4 separate regions of the Mus musculus genome follow, and all the other regions are linked to region 1. A link is a loop called in an ENCODE intact Hi-C map of the cell type or tissue named here. Cell type or tissue: heart. All regions are shown on one strand. Links, peaks and the distances in the headings refer to the core of each region. The heading gives the core; the rest is flanking DNA.

What was found. Hi-C counts contacts between places; a loop is a spot of excess contacts. Peaks named below come from ENCODE experiments on the same cell type or tissue, not always from the same donor. Only the 100,000 strongest peaks of a DNase experiment are listed, where the experiment ranks them.
Region 2: it touches region 1 in a loop (4-fold over the local background); 12 of 42 quality-filtered maps call a loop at or near these places.
Region 3: a loop joins it to region 1, with 6 times the contacts of the local background. A loop is called at or near these places in 23 of 42 quality-filtered maps.
Region 4: it touches region 1 in a loop (2.7-fold over the local background); 19 of 42 quality-filtered maps call a loop at or near these places.

Annotation. Positions count from the first base shown.
Region 1 is chr1:75,556,996-75,562,497 of GRCm38, forward strand. It overlaps Slc4a3 (solute carrier family 4 (anion exchanger), member 3), which reads left to right. Exons shown (of 23, transcript NM_001357150.1): 20 at 1-2; 21 at 278-447; 22 at 632-805; 23 at 1,818-2,088. The coding sequence ends at 1,895. Among named protein-coding and RNA genes, the nearest start is that of Slc4a3, 13 kb to the left of the region's middle. In heart, for the core only: a CTCF peak has its summit at 2,714 (motif pointing left); DNase peaks (open chromatin) are centred at 1,976, 2,716 and 4,896; H3K4me3 peaks cover 732 bases; H3K27ac peaks cover 2,164 bases.
Region 2 is chr1:75,503,549-75,509,050 of GRCm38, forward strand. Obsl1 (obscurin-like 1) reads right to left here and starts at 2,904. Exons shown (of 20, transcript NM_178884.5): 1 at 1,665-2,904; 2 at 149-418; 3 at 1-70. The coding sequence starts at 2,676. Inha (inhibin alpha) reads left to right here and starts at 3,529. Exons shown (of 2, transcript NM_010564.5): 1 at 3,529-3,970. The coding sequence starts at 3,700. In heart, for the core only: no CTCF peak of the experiment used is centred there; DNase peaks (open chromatin) are centred at 2,163 and 2,913; H3K4me3 peaks cover 3,750 bases; H3K27ac peaks cover 4,234 bases.
Region 3 is chr1:75,474,916-75,480,417 of GRCm38, forward strand. Chpf (chondroitin polymerizing factor) reads right to left here and starts at 4,556. Exons shown (of 4, transcript NM_001001566.3): 1 at 3,877-4,556; 2 at 2,330-2,903; 3 at 1,645-1,824; 4 at 1-1,311. The coding sequence starts at 4,190. The coding sequence ends at 55. Tmem198 (transmembrane protein 198) reads left to right here and starts at 4,617. Exons shown (of 5, transcript NM_177056.4): 1 at 4,617-4,970; 2 at 5,278-5,482. The coding sequence starts at 5,317. In heart, for the core only: a CTCF peak has its summit at 2,601; DNase peaks (open chromatin) are centred at 1,117, 2,586, 3,756 and 4,556; H3K4me3 peaks cover 2,935 bases; H3K27ac peaks cover 1,333 bases; H3K27me3 peaks cover 2,051 bases.
Region 4 is chr1:75,492,352-75,497,853 of GRCm38, forward strand. It overlaps Obsl1 (obscurin-like 1), which reads right to left. Exons shown (of 20, transcript NM_178884.5): 8 at 4,657-4,929; 9 at 1,434-1,706; 10 at 519-794; 11 at 155-442. Among named protein-coding and RNA genes, the nearest start is that of Obsl1, 11 kb to the right of the region's middle. In heart, for the core only: a CTCF peak has its summit at 3,046 (motif pointing left); no DNase peak of the experiment used is centred there; H3K27me3 peaks cover 296 bases.

The DNA.
Region 1 (5,502 bases), core at 1-5,000:
GGGTGAGCACTGGAATCTCCCCATAGATTTGCTTTCTTGGGCCCAGTGGCTTGAGCTGGGCTTGACCCTCCTGAATCTGCAGGTGCAGTATGCTTAGCCCACCCCCTAGGTCTCCAGCCAGTCTCCTCACACTGGGAACTCTTCCCTGCTTCCCCTTTGTCCTGATCCACCTCTGTCAAGAAGGCCCAGATTGCTCAGATAAGCAAATCCCTTACCAGGCCCTTTGTCTGGGCAGGGCAGGGGCCAGGGGTAGGCAGATCTGTGTTACCTCCCCCAGGCCTGTCTATCGTCATGGGAGCTGTGTTGCGCCGGATCCCATTGGCTGTACTCTTCGGGATTTTCCTGTACATGGGCGTCACATCACTGTCTGGTATCCAATTGTCCCAACGTCTGCTGCTCATTTTCATGCCAGCAAAGCACCATCCTGAGCAGCCCTACGTGACCAAGGTCAGGCCCAGATGCATGGAGTTGGGGACATGGTTGAGTTGATGGGAGTGGGTCTGGAGGGACTCCTTGGCTAGGGATGAGCAGAAGGAAGATAAAGATAACTGGGACCCAGAGAGCCATGTTCCCCAAGGAGTGGGTGGGGCCTGAATGGCCATGGTGTAATGAGACTAAGCCTGTACCCCAGGTGAAGACATGGCGGATGCACCTGTTCACCTGCATCCAGCTGGGCTGCATTGCACTTCTCTGGGTGGTCAAGTCAACGGCGGCCTCGCTGGCCTTTCCTTTCCTGCTCTTGCTCACGGTGCCTCTGAGGCGTTGCCTTTTGCCCCGGCTCTTCCAGGACAGGGAGCTGCAGGCGGTAAGGGCTGACGGCTTGGGGTGGCTGGGGGGTTGGGAAGATTAAGGCGGTTGGGGTGGGCACTGATTTAGATACCTGGCTTCCTGCTGGTTTGTGAACTGGGGAAAGTTACTGCATGCTCGGAAGTGCTGTTTTCACTGGTCTAGTGGGCTTGTTGTGTCTACCGAAGAGCTGGTGGGAGAGTTAACTACGAATCCAGGTAAAGCTGCTGATATGAGGCTTTAAGAACAAGACAGGCCTGCTGTGGACAGTTGTGCTTAAACAAAGTACCTGGCTGCAGGCTGCGTATGGATGGGATAGCACAGACATCAGTCTTGGGCCCTGTTTCTGTCAGCTATAGCAAAGGACATCTTTTTGCTCTTCTTAAATTTTTTCATGTTTCCTCTCTCTCTCTCTCTCTCTCTCTCTCTCTCTCTCTCTCTCTCTCTCTCTCTTCCTTCTCCTCCTCCTCTTCCTTCTTCAGCATTTTTGCTTGTTTTTGTTTTCCAAGACAGGGTTTTTCTGTGTAGCCCTGCCTGGCTGACCTGGAACTCGGTCTGTAGACCAGGCTGGCTTCAAGCTCACAGAGCTCCACCTGCCTTTGCCTTCTGCTGGGATCAAAGGCGTGCACTACCACACCTGGCTTTTTAAAATGTAGTTTATGTGTATGTGCTGAGGTTCTCTCTCTGCCACGTGGGTCCTGGGAATTGAAGCTGGGCCATCAAGTTTGGTGGCAAGCACCTTTATCTGCTGAGTCACCTCACAGTCCGAATTTTGCAATTCTTTCAGCTCAGATATGGGGCACAGAGGCGCCAGGATCCCAGGATCCTAAGCATACGCATCCTGTGTCACTGTTGGTATTGTACTAGTCCATTTGGGCATTCTGGGTGATTTGGAAATGAAGGTTTGAGGCAGGGAAGTACTTCAAGCTGGGGTCCTGGAGAGAGAATAGGTGTTGAGAAGAGGATGTAAGGAACAGGAGAAACGTTTGTCTGTCCCCCTGCCTTTCCCAACCCCGTGCTCTCTTCTGCAGCTGGACTCTGAAGATGCGGAGCCGAACTTTGACGAGGATGGTCAGGACGAGTACAACGAGCTGCACATGCCTGTGTGACCTGCAGGATGGTGCCCCTCCGAGACCCCACCTTGGCGATTCACAGACCCTAGGAACCCAGCACCAGGGCCAGGCATTCCTCAGACCCAGGGATGTGCCTGGAGTCACTGCCCATGCCAGGCCAGTGGCCCCTTGACTTTCACAGCCCAGACGGCACCGGCTTTGAAGTCATTACAACACACTCCGTGTCTTGTGTCTGCCTCATTTTCTTGGTGCCGCTTGTGGCTTGTCAGGCCACATTTACCTACCTGAAGTGTTACCAGGGCCATCCAAACTGGAAGAGATTTGAAGCAGGGGACAGAGAGGGCTTGAGGGGAGGGGTAGATTCAAGACTACTGAAAATCCAAGCTGGGTTTTGCTGTTCCCTTCTTTAGCTCCCTTCAGTATAGCAGAAGAACAGAAAGTTCAAGGTCTACTGAGGGTCACATGCCCATTAATCTAGCCCTGGAGGGGATAAGGAGGCACTGCTTCCCTTTAGCCACCAGGGAAATCAGGGTGACTTCAGTCCTGTGGGGCTACAAAGCTGCACGGGAAATGCATCTGGGAAGCAGAGGTAGCGGCTCAGCCCCTTAGACGCCAGGATGGCGCGGGGTTGGGGGCCCGCTGGACCATTTTAGATCCTTCTGGCTTAAGTGGGAAGGGTTCTAGGATTCCTGAAGCCACTCCTTGTGCAACAGTCTGTTTTGCCAGAAATAACCTAGGAGGCCTTGAGGGGGGTGGAAACAGGACCCGTTGCGTCACAGTTGCTAGGTAACCAGCTGTCTGGAGCCTGCCGGCCGTGTGTAGCCCTCTGGTGGTGGTTTTTGCGCACTGTAGGCTCTGTCGGCAGAGCAAGGGGAAGGCTGCCACCTGGCGGATCCGATTTAATCCCAGGTTTCATTTAAGCGGGTTCCAAAGGATTCTGGGAGGTTCATGGAGGTCTGCGGCACCAAGCATCCAGGGTTAATGATGCCTTGGCATCACATAATCCTTTCCCTCTGGAGCTGGTTCTGCATTCCTATCTTTATCCGATTTGACCTCTCCTTTTCTGCCATGGTTCAGGCCTACAGCTGGCGCCTGGGGCAGGCAGGGGACACAGAGATGTTTGCTGTTTTCCTAAGTCAGAGCAGAACCGAGACAACAGTAACCGGGCTATCATCACGTTTTAAGCATTTCATCCCAGCTGCCCACCCATCTTTGCTCTCTGATGCTGTCATGCCTTTGACTGGCTCGTCTAGCCTATTTGAACACAAAAGACTTGGTAGATGGGCCATGCCAAGGTTGAATGTAAAATTACTCTGCCAGGGATCAAAACAAAGGTCAGATGTAAAGCCTAGATCACAGGCAGGCGTGGAGCAGGTCTCACAGAGGGTCCGACCTTATCACAGTTAGGCTTGGCCGACAGGCTTCTGGGAGAGCCTGGAATCCTTTCTGGGTATTGGCTGCTGGCTTGCTCTTCTGTTGTGGGGATTCCTTTACAACTCCATGAAGGAGCCTGCTTTTCCCAGGAGCCCTCTCCTGCAAGTGAGAAGAGGATCCACGTGGAGATCTTAGTCGGGGTTAGTAGCAGGTGATATCCAGTGAAGTGAGGAGACTCTCTGGCCTCAGAACAAAAGGTGAGAACAATATGAAAGTTGAGTCGGGTTGCCATAACAACCAATATGAAATGGATAACACGAGGATACTGGAGCTATAGGGGATGGGCTGAAGTTTAGGAGGAACCTCGCAGAAGATGCAATTCTGGGGTGGGGCCCTGGGCAGGGCTTTTTCCACAGCTCTAAATGTCACCAGGAAGGGTGCTGCTAGGGAGCGGAGTGGAGACTAGGATGATTCTGTAAGAGACAGGATGTCGAGACCATGACATACATCCAGGCTTGGGCCTGGGTGACTAGACTGAATGTCATTAGAGGACATTTGGAATTTATCCCAAAGTCCCATGTTTCAACTGACCATTCCTTGACTGAGCCTTTGGCGCCATATCCTCTCAAGGGCCTGGGACCTTTGAGAACATTAAAAAAAAAAAAAAAAAAAAAGCATAGCGGGACATCAGTAGAGAGGTGTTCTGTTCCTATGGCATAGCTTGAGGGGGAATGGGTATTATAAGGCAGGTGTTCTGGAGTATGCCCCCCCCAAAAAAAAACCAGCTGCCATGATCAGATGAGTTGTACCTGCTTGCAAGAAACCAACAGGAGAGGCCTGTGGGCCGTTGACCTTTCCTCAGAACAGCGTTTGGGCAAGGTCATTAGAGACTGTAACCTCTTCTCAAAGCCATCTGTGTGCAGTTCTGCCTTGATTGTGCTTAGTGTGTTCAGGGGGCCCAACCTCAAGGTATTGGGAGATGCTAGGTCTCTAGCAGGGAGAGTATGTCTGCTGGGAAAGGCTAACAGAAGGGTGCTTTGTTTATTTGCCTATGTATGGGAAAGCCATCCTCCATGCTGGGTTCCTTGCCAGCTTGTACCCTGTGACCAATAAACTCAGGCGGGTTCCCCAGAGTGAACTTTGTGGGATCCTACTTCAGTTTGTTGTTGGGACCTTGTAAGGTGGGGGTAGACTTTGTTTGTGTCTCCTAAAGGAAGGGATTCTTCCAACAGGAGTTGAGGAAGGAGGTAAAGGTCGTGGTCTATTAAACACCCAGCCCAGCTTCCTTGGAAAAGGCTTAGGGAGTAAGCATGTGTGAAGTGTTGGGGTCAGGGTTGGGGGTAACAATCTATACTCTTTTCTTTTGTAACTTTCAGAGTCAGATTATGGGCAAGAGTCACACCTTGGCCAAGTGCCCAGGGTTTTCATTATCCTTGGACAAGTTCAAGCCCATTTCCAATCTAGAGTTCTAACACGTTTTCTTTGTATAAAGAAGGTGGCTGTCCCTGCCCTCCTGCTGAGGATTCAGCTCACTTAGACAGCTGAGGATCCTGTGACAGCCTCTGACTGTCGGAGCAGTGGACCATCTGCTCATATTGCCCTACACACCTCCTTTAGGGTACAGAAGCTGGCAATGATGTGTACCATTTGGCAGGCCAGGTGACATCTCTTCTTGTATCATATCAGCTGACTCAAATGATCACCATGGCTGTTGACACTTGGAGCTCTCAAAGGGAATTCTAAGCAGCAACGGGGGAGACAAAGCTAAACTCAAGGGCACTGGTACTAAACACAGCCTGCTGCTCAGCTCTCAATGAAGCCATTGCTGATAACCAGCAAAAACAGGTTCTGGCAGTGCCCACCAGTGGCCTGAATCCAAGGTGGCAAATTAGAAAATGCAGAGTGAGGAATTTGGTTTCCAGATAAATTATTCAATCATTTGAATTTGATCCATTGCATGTCTCATCCATTGTGGGGGGAAAAAAAGCACAGGCTCCAATATTCATAGGATTTATGTTCTGTGAGGAAGATTGACTGTTTGAGCAGGCTGCTGGGATTATTTTCAATTTTCTAGGAACTGTTTCTTAATATTGAACGATGCTTTATCAAGTGCTAACTAAGCAGACAGTCACTGGGATGGTCTCTGGGTGGCAGATGAATCACAGTGTTTGTAGGTGATGGGAAAGTGTTGCCCAGAGCTCGTCCATATCCAGGGTCCTGGGAGAGAAGTGGAGATGGGGCATAGCTTGGGGGCAAGGAATAGTGGAGC
Region 2 (5,502 bases), core at 185-5,184, 53 kb before region 1:
TCCACCAGCAGTACTGCGTTCTCTCCTTCCAGGACGTCAAGCTTCCGGGGTAAACGCTTCAGGATGGGTCCTGAGACGTGGATGGGAATCCGTCAGCCCAGGCACGAGACACCACCAGGTCTCAGCCTCCTCCCACTGGCCAGCTGACCTTTGACCGTCACATTGGCCACAGTGCGCACTCGGCCCCGCATCTCGCACAGATAGACGCCATCATCATCGGCCTTCAGCTTGTGGATGACGAGGCGTCTCACAGCGCCCTCCTCGATCTGCTCGTACTTGCGGCAGGGTAACAGCCGTTGGTCCTCCCGGAACCAGGCGGTGGGAATTCGAGAGTTAGGTACTTTACACTCCAGCACCACAATCCCGTGTTCCCGACCCTCCACATCCTGCAGGGGCCGGGTGAACCGTAGGCGGGGTTCTGTAGAAAGAGAAGGAGAGAAGGCTCAGGAGCAGGAGCAGGAGCGAGAGACTAGCTGAGGAGGATAACACATACTTGCTCTTCCTAGCAGGCTAGGAATGGCGGCCGAATTCCCAGCTAAGTTAGTTGGCCTAATTCCCAGCCTGACCCCGATATCACCTTGGACACGTCTTATAACATTTCTGGGTCTCAATCTGCTCATGTGTTAAATGGGGGAGGGGAGGCGGCAAACATTCAACCAGATCAGTGGTTTTCAAACCGTCCCTAACACTACACAGCATCTCCCAATTCTTCAAGGATCTGCATTGAATTTCATTTTAATATAGCATTCTAAGCATTTCAAAACCATATTTCGGAACTTGGAAACCACCAGAGAGTTAACTTGCTGAGGAAAACAAGGTTTGGCCCCACTGGGAGAAGTTTCTTTACTTTCTTGAGGACATTGCAGTTTCTCACTGGCCTGGCAAGTCTGAGCAGGACGCAGTGAGGACACTGTCACAGCTCGGATACCACACACTTGGTTAAGTGTCAGGCAGGACTCAAGGGAACTTCCCAAGCATGTTTTCCTTGAAGGAACAAGTTGGGCAATCACCAGTGAAAATGTAACCCCTCAAATCGTGGTGGTCAAGTCCTATTAAGGGGAGCCTTAGCTTCCAATGTGACTCGAGAGTGCCTTGTTTTCTCTGGATTTTCTGTTCATGGGTACTGAAAACGTGTAAGGTCACCTCTCCCCCCCATCTCTTTTGCTTTCATCTTCTTTGAAACTTAAAAGAATCCAGACTGGCTGGTGTTTTTCCTCTGACACATCCACCTCTCCTGTGAATGAGCAGTGGCTGCTGGGAGGTTTGCACCAGCCTTCCTAACAGATTCCGGGCCCCCGAAGCTGTGAACACAGCCTCCACTCCAAATGTGTGTTTTCAATACAGCAGCCCCCTTTTTCTCACCGATTAGCATATTATAAATTTAGCCCTAGTTATTTACTCCCACAACATGCTCCTATTATTTTACAGATATTGCTACCAATGGGAATCCAGTTGGGAAAGAAGGCCTAAAAGAAAGAATAAAGGATAAGAATGTTCTAGGATTGTTAAGATTTACACAGTCTATTCCTTGGCTTAGTGGTTTTTACCACCTGGGTAGCTGGCTAAGAAATTCATCAGTGTACTGGAATTCAATATTCCTCCGGACATGGGGGTGGACATGAGCAAGAAGGACCTCTGGGGGCACTGGAAGCACGGTGCTCTACCTTTCACGTGCAGCTGGACCGCGCTTAGGGTCTGGCCCGCCGAGTTGCGCGCCGCGCACACGTAGAGCCCACGGTCCTTGGCCTGGCAGTAGAGCACCTTAAGTACAAAGCCGCCGTCGCGGTCGCGGTACATGAGGCGGCGGCGATCGGGGAGCAGAGGGCGGCCCTCCAAGTGCCATTCGATCTCGGGCTCAGGTTTGCCCATCACGTAGCAGCGGAATTTGGCGTGCTTGCCCTCGTTCACCCAGAAGGTCTTGGGCGCGCCTTTGAGCGGCTCCAACACGGGTTTGGGGTTCTCATCGGGATCCTGGGGCGGGCTCTCGCGGGGCTGGTGCACCTGGAGCAGCGCGCCCGCCTGCGCGTGGCCGTGCGCGTTGCGGGCGTGACACACGTACACCCCGGAATCGGGCAGCCGTGCCGCCAGGATGCGCAACGTCAGGCTCGCGCCCTCGTCACTCGCGCCGCGGCCGGGCTCCAGCTTGAAGTGGCTGCTGTCCCATACTTCGTCCAAGGCCATCCCATCCTTCTCCCAGTACAGCTTGGGCTCCGGAAGGCCTCCCACCTGGCACGTCAGCACCACCTCCTCCCCTCGCAGCACCCACTGGGACTGGGGCCCCGTCAGGAACTTCGGGGCGCCCTCCCCGGTGCCCGGTGTTGGCAGCGGACACTCGGAGGACTCGGGCTCCGGCTCGGGGGCCGGGGGTTCCAGCACGGTGACGGCGGCCGCCGCGTAGGCCTCTCCGGCCGCGTTGCGGGCGCGGCACACGTAGACCCCGGCGTCGGTGGGCAGCGCGCCGCTCAGCAGCAGGCCGTGCTCGGCGCCGTCCTCCGGAAAGCTTAGGCGCTCGGAGGCCACCAGCTGCTGCCCGCCTTTCTCCCACACGACAGTGGGCGGCGGCTCTCCCAGGACCACGCATTTGAGCTCGGCCTCCGCTCCACTTACCACCCGCACGGGCCGCGGGAAGCGTAGGAAACACGGGGGGCTCCCCTGATCCCCTGATCCGGCCTTCATTGCGGCCGCTGCAGATGGCTCGCCTGGGCGCGCGGGAAGGCCGGGAGCCGAGACCAGGGCGTGGCGGAGCGGGCGCCGGGACCGGTGGGACTCCTGTGACCGCTCGCCTCTTTACCCTGGACCCTGGCCGCAGCCCTGCTACGCGGCAATTCCCGGGCCGGGAGCCCAGAGCTCAGGGGGCTGTCCTTCCTGTTTGCCTGCTCAGCGAGGGGCCCTACAGCCTAGACTGCCCGCGGCCGGGCTTCCTGCTCTTGGGAGTCTCTCTTTCCAGCCCCCTCCCACAGCCTGGGCCTCTTTCTCCTCCCTCCCTCCCACCTCCGGCCTCCAGGTCTCCAACTGCGGGCCTGGCTTGGGCTTGAGTGACTTTGTCGCCTGCAGCTGCCAATCCCAAAAATATTCTCTGATGACACAGCTGGAGGACAAGAGCTCAGACTGGCTCCTCCAGGCTAAGTATAGAGCAGGCGGGACCACCTGCCCTCGGCCCAGAGCCTCAACCCTAGGTCTACCCTCCCACGTTGGCCTAGCAGCTGCTAGGATTGAAAAGAGCGCCAGAAAGTCTGAGGGGGGTGGTGCATTCTGTCCTTCTGACAAATGATTTGATGACTGGTCAACCTTAAGCACCCAGGCACCTGTGGTACCTGATGTAGATTCTATGTGTGTGTGTGTGTGTGTGTGTGTGTGTGTGTGTGTGTGTGTGTGTGTGTATTTGAGGAGTGGGTTGTATGCTTGCCTGAATGGGTCAGGTCACTTGGGGTGAATACCCATCACAGCCCCTTCCCCCACATTCTTGGCGGGAGTGGGAGATAAGGCTCAGGGCCACAGACATCTGCGTCAGAGATAGGAGGTCTCAATGCCATGGGCAGGGGCGACTGGGACTGTGGGGCGTGGGAAGGACTGGGGGAGACTGGGGTGAGAAGGGTAGAAGAAGGCCAGCAGTGGGATGGGGAGGGGACAGTGGGGAGGTCCTAGACAGAAAGGGCACAGGGCAGCGTGTGGGTTCCCTGTCATCAGGGCAAGTGAACTATGGTGAGCCAGCGGTCTCTGCTGCTCCTTTTGCTGTTGACCCTACGGGATGTGGACAGCTGCCAGGGACCCGAACTTGTCCGGGAGCTCGTCCTGGCCAAGGTGAAGGCTCTATTCCTAGATGCCTTGGGGCCCCCAGCAATGGATGGGGAAGGTGGGGATCCTGGAATAAGGCGTCTGCCTCGAAGACATGCCGTTGGGGGTTTCATGCACAGGACCTCTGAACCAGAGGAGGAAGATGTCTCCCAGGCTATCCTTTTCCCAGCTACAGGTAATGAAGTTGGGGATTGGCAGGTCAACTTTGAAGAGTAGCCGGTACCTACTTCATGGGCTTGGGAATCAGGCAGCTCTGGGTATGAATGGCAGCCCCACAACTCAGCTGGCTTTGCGGCAAGGGGCCAGTTCCTAAGCCCCTCTGATCGACATCAAACAGGTGGTAGCCTCTACCTCAACATCAGATAGGTGGTAGCCTCTACTTCTCAAGCGGGACTGATCCAGTGAGCCTAGCATGCCTGGAATACAAAAGGGGAAGCTAAGGCTCTGTAGAGACAGCTTCTGTTGCTGCCTGTGGTCTGTCCTGCGTTTTGTGCCCCCTACTCTCCCCAAGCCCCATCTGGCTCACTCTGAGGTCTCCTCGCTTCCCTGCCTTCATCTCCAGGCAGCGTAGTAGTAGTACCGAAAGTATGGATTTCATATCAAGTGGAATCCCAGTCTTGCCACTTACTAGCTGACTGTCAGCCGCCTCAGTGTCTTGTCTTGAGAATGGATCAGTTGTTAGAATTTGTAACGCGAGGGACTGTGTTCTAGTACGGCCCCAATTGCAGTCTTGACTACAGCTGGCCCATAATATTTCCCATAGTCTGTGTCCACTGGACCAGAAATGGCAGCTACACTTCCCTGGGAAGGGCTGACCTCTGCTCTCTTCTCCTTTCCCTTCCATTCTTTCTCTTTTCCTCCTCCTCTGTCTTCGTTAGTTTATGCATATGCCTGGAAATGCGGGGAGGTCAGAGGTTGACCCTGAACATCTTCCTTAGTCACTCTCCACCATTGTTTTTGAGTCAGTCTCTCACTGAACCAGGACCTCACTAATTAGTTAGCCTGACGGGTGTCTGTCTCCTCGGTCCTGTGAGATCGCATCCAGTTCTTTATGTCGGTCCTGGGATTGAACTCTGGTCCTAATGCAGACACAACAAGTACTTCAACTGAGCTGTCTCCCTACCCTGTAAGCTGTCTTTCAAAAACACGGTGCCTTTAAGAAATTTATCTTTTCAGGGCGAGGGGAGAGTATAGGGGGCTTTGGGGATAGCATTTGAAATGTAAATGAAGAAAATAATTTTAAAAAGAAATTTATCATTTAAAGTTTCTGACATGCTGAGATGGAGCAAAAGCAACAAAACACACCCATGCACCCAAGGTGTGAGAATCACTCCATGGTATCTGATGTACACTACCATAAGCTGCAGCCGCCAGCAGCCACGGGTTCCTGGCTTCCTGAAAGGAAAGCTGGGGATGGATGGCGAGGAAGGGGCGAGAAATAATGAGCCAAGATAAAGTCCTCTGATCAAGGCTCAACTTTAATATCCTAATGTCTGATCTTTAAAGGGAGGGGGGAATCCATCCCCCACTGTGCCAGGATCCCACTTTCTCATCAGGAAGACAAGCTCGGCTGCTCAGCAGGTAGCTTCTTGCAGGAAGCTGCAGATGTGCACAGATGTGGCAGACAAAACTTTACCTAGGTAGGAAGACTTCACCCTAGGTGAACTAGCAACTGTGGCAAAGAAGGTCTGAGCCAGCCAGCCTGCT
Region 3 (5,502 bases), core at 269-5,268, 82 kb before region 1:
AGGCTGGCACGTGGCTCCAGGTTCCTGGGGAAGAGCAGGGACAGGTGCAGGGGCTTAGGTGCTGTTCCCCTGTTCCTGCTCAAAGAGCAGCATGGCAAGCTGGGTGCGGGAGCCAAGGCCCTCAAGTACGCTCTGGCGACAGCGGTGGTAAAGGTCTTCACTGAGCCGTGCACTGCACGGCTGGGCCCGGTAGCGCTGCAGCAAGGCTGGCTCTACTGCTCTCAGCACGTGCAAGTTGGAGAAGCGCAGAAACAACTCGTACACATCCAGGCTCTCCAGCAGCTCCTCCTCCTGCTCCGAGGCCGCCACCAGCCGGCCACGGGCCGCCACATAGTCGGAGTTGTAGAAGCATGCCTCACTGGCAGCCTGGCGATCAAAGTGACCGGTGTCACGGCCCAGCTCTGGTGGCCCAGGGCCCTGAGGTGGAGCCACAGCAGGGTGGAAGGCCTGGAAGTGCATGGGGAAGAAGGCCTGCCAGCCAGAGATGGCATGCATGCGGCAGCGGTTCAGGAAATCAGGTGTGAGTACCGTGTCTGGCCCGGCCAGCAGGAACAGAGTGTCTAGTGGGTGCTTCTTGGACAGCAGATCCATGAGACGCAGTGGAGAGGGCGCTGCTGTCTGCACACTGAGCCAGGGCACCCGGGCACCAGGGAAACGCCGCTCTAGCTCTGCCACGTGGGCCTTGACAGGTGCGAAGACGTCTGAGTGGGCTGCCCGCTGGGCCTGGCGTGGCTCATACAGCAGCAGCAGGGTCAAGGCTGCTGCATCACCAGGTTCCAGGGCTGCAGTGGCAAAGGCTTCTAAGAAGCCAGAAGCCAGGTCTCGTTCCGCTGCAGCCAGCGGCAGTAGCACAGTGAGCCGAGAAGCCTCGGTGACATAGGGTACAGGCAAGATCTCCACTCGGCTCAAGGGCCGAAGGAGCTGCACCCTGCGGGTGAGGGGCCAGCGGCCACCCTGGGGTGTCAGCGCTTCCAGCTGCAGGTCTAGTGTGTACTCCATGCCTCGGGCTGGATCAAAACGCCGGTAGCCGTTCACCAGCTGTTGCTTCTGGAGCTGCAGCGCTGGCTGGTAACGGCGGTTGAGCTCCTCTAAGGCTGTCCCCAGGACGTCAGCCACATCAGCCTGGTCGGCCCCACGCAACGGGCAGCGGGGAGAGCCATCGGCGCAGGAGAACGCGTATTGTTCTGTGAAGTAGTCCCAGCGCAGAACCTCAAAGCGTGAGGCAGGGCGAGACGGTGCTGGGATGCCCACTGGCCAGGCAGAGGCTCTCTCCCCATCAGCAGCCAGTCGGCTGGTATTCTGGATCTCCCACTGGGCAGGGGAAAAAGGGGCCATGAGCAAAGTACGGGGTCACAGAGCCAGTATACAACTAGAGACTCTGTGGGCAGGCAGTGATACTCAGAGAGGACCTGCAGCTTACCGGAAACCCAAGCCCCCCACCCCCCCACGCACGCGCATGCGCGCGCAGTTTCTTCACAGATTAAGACAGTTTAAAAGTTGAAAGGGGGGATTCCTGGAGGTTTCACAAAGGTCAAAGCCCTGGCAGTGGGTTTGCTCTATGACTCTATCACTGACTTTTTATTCCCGGGGTCTCTCAGGACCTGCTCCCCCTAATCCCTTGACTCCCTAAGCCCAGGCCTGTACCTGCAATTCTTGAATCTCCTGGTACGTGCGGTCCAGCTCAGCGCGGGCAAAAGCTTTGTGCAGCTGGTACATGTGCACAGGGTCACGCACGGGATGGGCTGTCAAGGCGCTGCGGAAACGAGGGTCCCCCTCCTGCACAGGCTCCCCGGGGCTCAGTTCCAGGTAGTTGTAGTGCATTCCCTGGGGAGGGAGGAAAGGAAGCATTCAGAATGGGAACAACAACAGAGCTGACTGACCTTCCTCCCTCTCTTAGCTGGTGTCTCATCTTCAAATCCTATAACCAGTTATGGACTTGGAAAGTCAGAGTTCTGTGGATTTGAAGTCTATTTGACCAGCTGATGTTGTACAAGCCTGGTCAGGTCTCTGTGAGCTCATCTGTGAAAGCTGCCTCAGAGGTGTCCAGAGAGCTAAATAAAATAGCTGACACTGAATATATATTGTGTGTAAGGATCTCTTACTTTTCCCTAATCCTTATACGGCCCTGCCTAATAATTGTTTCCATTAGCATGCACGAGGCTGCTGAAGCTCAGATCTAGTAATTTACCTAGAGCCACTGGGATTTAAAAAAAAAAAAAGATAGATTAACAGAGAAAACCCCAACCTCTATCTCCATTACCCCATACCTCTCCTGGGGAAATAAGCAAGCTCTGAGAGGAGACACTAATTGGGAGGCTTATCTTCCTACCTCGTGGTCACCAGTACAGCCCACGCCTGTGGCATCAAGGATGCAGCGGCCCAACCACTCATCCGGGCGAGCACTGACGATGTCGTTGCGGCAGCTTTCCAGGTGGGGGCGCAGTTGCTGTAGCAGTGTGCGAGAGAGCAAGACTCCAAAGCCCCCGTGGCAGTAGCGGCCTGGGGTAGTATCTCCACCGATGAAGTCCTGCGGCCGGCCAAGATAGAGATGGGTTGCTGAAGCAAGGCTGAGGTGGCCAGCTAGGCGGTCCAGTCCATGCGCTTCAGTATAGGTGGCATCAGGCACTAGGAAAAACCAGTCAAAGTCATCGCCGTGTTGCTCCAGCAGGTGGCGCAGCGCCAGGTGCAGGTGTCCGATGGGCCTCTCTTCGCCCAGTGCCACCACCGCCATGCCTGAAGGTGTCCGGCGGCCCCTCGCACCGGTCAGGAACACTACATGCTCCAGTCGGTGTCCCAGAGTTCGGTTTACAGCCACACCCAGTGTAGGCAACGTGGCTTGTGAGGTCAGCACTGCCACCAGAAGCTTCTGCCTGATGCCCAGCTCCGTGCTGATATACCGAGTTCTGGGAAAAGACAGTTAGGAACAAGATAGCACACAGCTTCACTTGTTAGTTCTCCTCTGGACCTGTTTGGCACCCACGAACGGGAGGATAAGACTGTCTCTCCCACGAGACATGATTTAAGTGATATACTGGTCTCACAGAAAGTGTTGCATCTAGGAGACAGCACTTCCAAGGCAGATGCAGGTAAGAGATACACTAGATCTACTTCCAGATTTCACAACCTAGTGGCTGTGTCCCTGAACATGTTACTTAATCGGTGCCATCTGTAAAATGGGACAGATTGCACTTAAACAGTAACATGCTTGGCACACTGTTGCAGATGCTCCCTGCAACATGAATATGCTGTCAGCCCCGCCCCCCCAATATGTCCTATAAATGATGTGTAGAAGCATACGGCATAGTGGTGTAGAGAATGTCTTTTGGAGAGGGGCAAACTAAGGCAGTGACTCACCTTCCTAAGGTAGAAGGTAAGTTGTACAACTGGAATTCACTGTTACTTAGAAGAAATTACTTCAATGCGTGGGCAGAGACATCAATGTGATGAGTACATTCCTCCCTCTCCCATCTCATCCCAAGGTGGCCCTTGAAACCCATCTAGGAATGAAATACAGGTAAATTCCAGTTCCCTCCTTTTTCTTTCCCCCTCTTTATACACTTATCCTCTTTAACACTCATTTTTCTAATCCTAAACAGACCAGTGGGGGGCTAAGAGGGTCTTTGGAGTATAATTGGGTGGAGTCGGTTTAGCTCAGCTCAGATCCGGACGGGATCCAGAAAAAGCTTCAAACTGGCCCTCTGTCTCCCTGCAAGCAGGGTCATAGGAAGTAATCGAGGCCCAAGGACTTCCTGGCCGGCCGGCCCCTTCCTTCCGGAGCCTGACCCGGCCTCTGGCGGCCTCCCTAGCGCGCGCATCCTGGCTGGTGCCTGCGGGGGGGGGGGGGGGGGTGTTAGGGCGGACGGAGTGGATCAGTACCTGACGGCCTTCTTGGTGGCCTGGCCTGGCTGCGCGGGATGGTAGGGCAAGACACGAGGCTCCCAGCTCTCACCGGTGCCTGCGCCGGCCCCGGGCCTCTCGCGCTCGGATCCGGGCTGCACCGAGTTGGGCCGGCGCGCCGCGTTGGTGTTGCCGCGCGGCGGCAGCTCAGAGTCTCCGGGTTGGGGCGGCCCGGGTCCGCAAGGCTCCTCCACCCAGGTGACGCTGAGCAGGCTCAGGGTGAAGCCCAGAGAGATGCCCACGGCCACGGGCCCCGCGGGCCGCAGCACGGACAGCAGCAGCGACGCCCGCATGGCGTCCCGACAGCGGGTCCCCGGCCCCCGCGTAGCCCGAGGCGGCTCCGAGGGGGCGGGACCGAAGAGGGGGCGGATCCGGAGGGCCCAGGCCCAGCAGGCGGGCCCGCTCCCTCCCCGCCGAGCAGAGGTAGGAGCTCAAGCCCGGAATCCCCGGGCGGGTCGGCCGCCCTTAGAGCAGCACTGCGCGCCCGGGCCTCCAAGGCGGCCGCTGTCCGACGTGTCACCGACAGGGCCCCGCCCCCGAGGTGGGGTCTAGCCGTCAGCTAGCGGAGAGGGACGAAGGGGAGGAGGTTAAAGGGGAAGGACCCCCGGAAGTGCCCCCTCCTCAGCGCCGGAGAGGCAGACGCCGGGGGCGGAGTCCCCTGTCTCCCCCCTGCGTGGTTGGTGCGTCCCGGATGACGTCAGAAGCAGCCCGCCCCTGCCAGGATGGTGCACCCTGAGTGACGTCAGGAGCAGAGGCCGGAGCTGTCCATCAGCACCAAAGGCCGCCAGCGGGCTCAGGGCATGGGGCCGCGGCTCCGGGACAGCCCGAGCTCCTGCTCCTTTCCCTTCCCCGAGCCGGGCGCGAGTCTGTGGAGCTGCAGTGCCAGCCGGTGTCGGAGGTGGGGCGACGACGCCGTCGCACAGAGACCCGTCTCTCCGGCCCAGCAGCCCCCTTCGCACGGCAGACTTTGCCCGGACCCCAGTCAGTCAGAGCCTCTGGTGTCCTACAACCCCGGCTCCTCCGGCCCCTGCACACCCTCCTTTGCTCGGAAGCTCCGGTCACCTCCGGCCCAGGTAGATCTTGGACAATTCCAAATTGAGCCTCCCACAGATGGTGCTCAGGCTGCCTCTTTTTGCCAGCGGCACCCTCCCTCTCCTCGTCTAGCCCCATCTAGTCCCTCTTTTAAGTCCATCCCAGCCGCCTCTAGCCAGGCACTTGTTTCCCTTTGTCTCTGCTCCCCGTTCCAGAGATGCTTCTAGAGCTGCCTGATGTGGGCAACCATTCCTTTGTCCACTGTGCCCTTGCTGAATTCCCCCACTCGCACTGTTATTGTAGTGGAGACCCACAACTGACTCTTGACCCCAATTTCCTCCCTGTCAGGTTGTCCTGGGAGGGTGACCCCCTTCCATTCCCGGCGCTATGCCGGGTACTATGGAAACTCTGCGGTTTCAGCTGCTGCCCCCGGAGCCGGATGACACCTTCTGGGGTGCACCTTGTGAACAGCCTCTGGAGCGCAGGTATCAGGCACTGCCGGCCCTCGTCTGCATCATGTGCTGTTTGTTTGGAGTCGTCTACTGCTTCTTTGGTGAGATCCCCCTCGTTCCT
Region 4 (5,502 bases), core at 198-5,197, 64 kb before region 1:
CAGAGCTAGGGGTCACTGGGAGGGCAGTGAGAAGGGTGGGGAGACAAGCTGGGGGAACAGGGCAAGGGAAAGATGTTATGTCTTAGGAAAGTGGGGGAGCCCTGGATGGGGGGGAGGGGGGACTAGTAAGGCTTTCTGCCCAGGTTGTACTCACCAGCCACCTGGACATTGAAGCTGAGGCTTGGGGCCCCTGGGGATGCCCCAGATTGGCAAGTGTAGACACCTGTGTGAGCGAGGTCTGCTGCCTGGATGCAGAGGATTCTGCGAGGACCCTCAGCTCGCAGCTCTAGTCCTTCACCCTGCTGCACCGGGCTCCCATTGTGGCTCCAGAACACTTGTGCGCTTGCTCGGGACAGCTCACAGCTCAGCACCACGGGCTCCCCAGGAACCACGCAGAGCGGATTTGGGGCTGCCTCTGGAGCCAGAAACTGCACCGGAAGCTCTGCACAAAGAAAAAGGGAGTTGTAAGCCCAAGCCAGCCCCTGCCTCCCCACCCAAGGCTGGACCGGCACACCCACCAGCCAGGCTGACGTTGAAGGTGACAGCCTCATCTCGGGTCTCACATACATACTCCCCGGCATCCTCAGGCTGGGCGTGGGGCAGGGTGAGAGTGCGGGCAGGCCCCTCAGCACCCAGCTGCAGCGCATCTGACACCTCTACCTCTAGGCCATCCTTGTACCAGCGCACCTGAGACCCAGCCGGGGCCACTTCGCAGCGTAGCTCCACGTGTCCTGGAGCCCCAAACTGCAAATCCAGGGATCGGGCCGCTGGGTGCACAATCCTTTCTGGTGGAGCTGGTGGGTGGACAGAGAAAGAGGGAACATGGTTTTGACAGATGGTCTCTCCCTGCCTCTCCAATACACTTTATAGTGTAAGGACCTGGGGGCTCCTATGAAGAAAAGGACTTGCCCAAGATCATACAGATAAAAGAACCAAGTCAGACTCATACTCAAACCCCATTCACCTCTCATTAGGTCCATCCCCATTCCTTCCATTCTATGCTTTGCCTCTGAGATGCATAACCTATTGCTCCTTGATAAACCAGTTATTTTGCCTTTTTTTTTTTTTTTTTTTTTTTGGCCTGACTACCACCTCCCAATGTGAGCGTCATGAATAGTGAAACTTGCAGCTCACTGGTTCACTCTGTACCCCTAGCATATGGTGCAAGGCATATGCTAGTTGTTTGATAAGCATTTGTTGAATGAATGAATGAATGAATGAATGAATGATCGATCCTAACTGCTAGGCTTCCTCTCCCCGAGCCCGAGGACACTGTCCCAGCTTGAATTGAGTTCTTTGATGGCTAAGACTGAGGAGTCTGGGAAACAGAGGCCTGGGGGAAGGCAAACAGTGGGGGAAGGGATAGTGGATGTCTGTCCCATAGAACCCTGTCTCTTCACTTCCCTGGAAAAGTGTCCACAGAAACTACCCACCTGTGACAGTGACAGTGAAGAAGGCTGAATCATCCCCAGCATCACACACAAACTCGCCCCCGTCCTCTGGCTGGGCAGCAGGCAACACCAGACGGCGACGAGGCCCATCGCTCTGGAGCACCAGGGCTTCACTCTCCTCCACCTCTAACCCATCCTTGTACCAGCGTACAGGAGCATCCTCTCTAGACAGCTCACAGGTGAGCACCACACATTCCAAACTCACGGCGTGTAAGGTCACCTCGTCCTGGGGGTATATGATCCGCACAGGGGGCTCTGCAGAGCAGGGCAAGCACAACTGTCACTAACTAGCAATGCCTGGCAGCACGTGAGCCCCGCTGCCCATGTGCTAATAACAGTCCTGAGTTCCGAGTAGCACAGTAATAAGTAACAATAGGTCCCTGACCTGTCCTTCAAATCCCCAAGACTAGACACTTACAGAATCCAGTATCTTCTGGACTTTAAAAGGATGCATTTCTCATTTGGTAGCTAGCTACCCTTCAGGTCCTGCCTCTGCCCCTTAAAATGATTCCCATTAACATTTTGCTGTCTAATATATATTTACCCTTGGCAAGATATACTAGAAGACACAGTCAAATCTAACAAAGATGCAGATATAGACTAGCCCTACCAGATAATTAAAGAATAATTAAGAATGTATCAGTTAGGGGCTGGAGATGATGGCTCAGCAGTTAAGAGCACTGACTGCTCTTCTGGAAGTCCTGAGTTCAAATCCCAGCAAACACACGGTGGCTCACAACCATCCGTAATGAGATCTGATGCCCTCTTCTGGTGTGTCTGAAGTCAGCTACAGTGTACTTAGATATAATAATAAATAAATCTTTTTTAAAAAGAGAATGCATCAGTTAAATTCAGTTTTAATGTAATAAATTTGACTGTCAAACCTCTGATCTCACTACATAGCCCTGGCTGGTCTCAAACTTACTATGCAGACCAGGACGGCCTAGAAATCACAGAGAATCACCTGCCTCTGTCTCCTGAGTGCCGGGATTAAAGGTATACACCATCATACCAGACAACTGCTAAACTTTTAGCATTTGGTTTTGAGGGTTTGGGGGCTTTACAAATTGTGCAGGAGTGGGATCAGGATCTGTAAACAACGAACACCTCCTAACTCTCCAGTTACTGTGCCGAACACTTTGAGCCTTTAGCCTCACGCTGATGTCTGGAGGAGAGCACTGTGCTGTCTCCGGTTTCCAGATGAAAGAATTGAGGCATGCAATGATTAAGCAATGAATTGCCCTTAAGGTCCCAGACAGCTATTAGCTCCTGGGCAGAAGGAAGAAGCATTCTGTTCTAAAAGGCTCTCCTGCTGCAGGCACTGGGGCGAATCCAGGCCACCCACGTGCAGCAACTAGGGAATACTTCTTGTATACCAGAGTTAATACCTGTCTAAAAGTATCCCAGGGATGCTACACTGTTTCAGTGAGCTCAACCTCAAGCACAGGCCATTCTTCCACAGAAAAGGAGCTAAGTCAATATTAGTAGACCGTCAGCAAGCCCAAGCTTGCCCGTAATACCACGCGCTGTCTTGTTCTCCAACGAATTAAGTTTCCAGAAGACTAGAGTACACCTGGCCCCCTTGTGGCCTGGCTAGGGAACTGTGGGCTTCCCTGTCTAGGATTTTTCAGTTCTCCACCAGACCCAGCCACAGGACACAGGGCATTCTTTTCTCAAAATGTATGATCTAGTCATGATAAGGCCAGGAGATTACAGAAGGCAGCTTCTTCTATATGGGATGGCGGTGGAAGATGTTGGGGCAGTGAGCTGGGCCGTTTGGTGTGGGACTTGATCCACTCTGGCCTGGAGGTGAGGTGGCATTTGTGTGAACTTTACTGTGAGGCGTAGGGTGCTTTGTGGTTGTGGCTGTTGTGTCTGGCCAGGGCTGGGACTGAGAGAATGAAGGTCTCTAGCTGTAAAATAGATTGTGTCCACAGCCTTGTTGCAGTTGTGGGCTCCATCTGGGGTATAGTGAGTGGAATTCCCTAAGCAGCTCTGCCTGGGCATGGCTCCTGGGGCAAGTCAGGGAAGAAGGCAACAGGACCGTGAAGATAGGGTAGTTGTCCTTGTGCTGCCACTGGGGTTCTTCTGTGATGTCCAGAACTGACTAAATGCCCCTACGACCATGCACCCTGGGAATGGTGCCGTGGGCTGTAGTCCTGAGGTGGCCGGCACAAATCACCACCATATTTCTAGCTGTCCTTGACTCCCCGGTACCCGGACTATTCTCAGCCCACCCCTTAACTCAGCCTAACTCCATTACAAGTAGGTAAACATCCTCATTACCCTGACCAGGTTAGCAGCCACGAGCCCAGGGTTTCCTATGCTGTCCTTGACAGCCTATGCCCTGACATGTGTCTGGCTTTCTTACTAGGCTGTGTTCTTTGAGGAGGAAATACATGTGTGTTCATATGCTGTCGAATGCATGGAGCCCAGCCCATACTACAGTGACCCTGTGAGACCTCCGCCCAGGCCCTCCCTGCCTGGCTGTTCTGTGGAGCCCTGGACCCTAATTGAACTTATTTACCATGAGGTTTCTTGGAATGTTTATTGGTGCGTTTATTGGTTTAACACAGGGGTTGCAAATGTGAGGGCCAGATAGGTTAAGTTAATGGCTCAGGGAGTCTGGGGAGAGGCAGGAGAAATGGCAGGGAGGGTGGGACAGAGAAATGGGGGCCCCATACTATGGGGCAGCTGCTACTCAGTGCCAGCCGTTCGTCGCCATGGGGGGAAATGAGACCAGAACCGCCGGGTCTTCGGCTTTTTCAAGAGGACGTAAAACTCCGGGTTGTTATTTGGACTGTCCTGACTTTGGTATGACTCTGCAGGCCAAACAAAACACATCTGTGGGCTGCATAGAGTCAGAGTCCAAGGGGGTCTCCCCATTTGTGACCCCTGGATAGCAACTGCCTTCCCAGCTAGTCTGGCAGCTAACTGACCACCAGCCAGGCACCCAGCCTGGATGGCATTCAGTCAGTGAGCTGGTGGACCACAGCTAGACCTGGCCTTGTTGACACCAGAGAAGGGCTTGCTGTTTCTGATTGGGATTCCAGGCTCTTTCCAGCAGGGACCCTGGTGCATGCACCCTCAACCCACACTCTCCCTCCCAGACACAACAAGCTTGCATGTGGAGAAATATTCACTCAACATTCCTGAGGCTCAGGGTTGTCCTCTGGTGACTCTGGGGGCTGGGATAGGCCCACACCTGTGACGGTGATGGTGAAGGAAGCCGACTCATCATGGATTTCACACAGGTACTCGCCAGAATCCTCAAGCTGGACAGAGGGCAGCACCAGGCGGCGGATGGTGTCTTCCTTCTCCAGGAGCAGTGCTGGGCTCTCCACTACCTCCTCCCCATCTTTGGTCCAGCGCACCTCAGCCCAGGGTCGGCACAGCTCACAGGTCAGCACCACACGCTCTAGGCGTACGGCTGCCACATGCACTTCGCTACTGGGGTAGACGATCCACGAGAAGACATCTGAAGGACAGAGACATCAGATCCTAGGCAAGAGGGGATGGGACTGGAGTGTCCTGCCATCCTTCCTAATCCAGGCCTATGTCCTATGCTTTCTAAGTCAGCCACGGGTTGAAGAGGTCATTCTCTAGGCAGTCCCTCACAGCTAGCACCACACAAGCCCCTGGGAGCAGCCATCACGGCCACAGAGATCCGACCGTAATCTCCAAAGTACACCAAGCTTTGTATGGAAGCTGCGTAGTGGGGAGTAAGGAATCAATGTTAACTGTAGAAACAGTTTATGGTCTCTAGGGTGGGACAAGGACAAAATGAGAAATGAAACATAGGGGGGATGGAGAGATGGCTCAGTGGTTAAGAGCACTGACTGATCTTCCAGAGGTCCCAAGTTCAATTCCCACCAACCACATGGTGGCTCACAAACATCTGTAATGGGATCCAATGCCCTCGTCTGACATGTCTGAAGACAGCTACAGTGTACTCACATACATAAAATAAATAAATTAAAAAAATATATATCATGGGAGAAGAGGGCTGGGTCTCAGATGAACTGGGGTCCTGTATAGGACTCTGAGACTT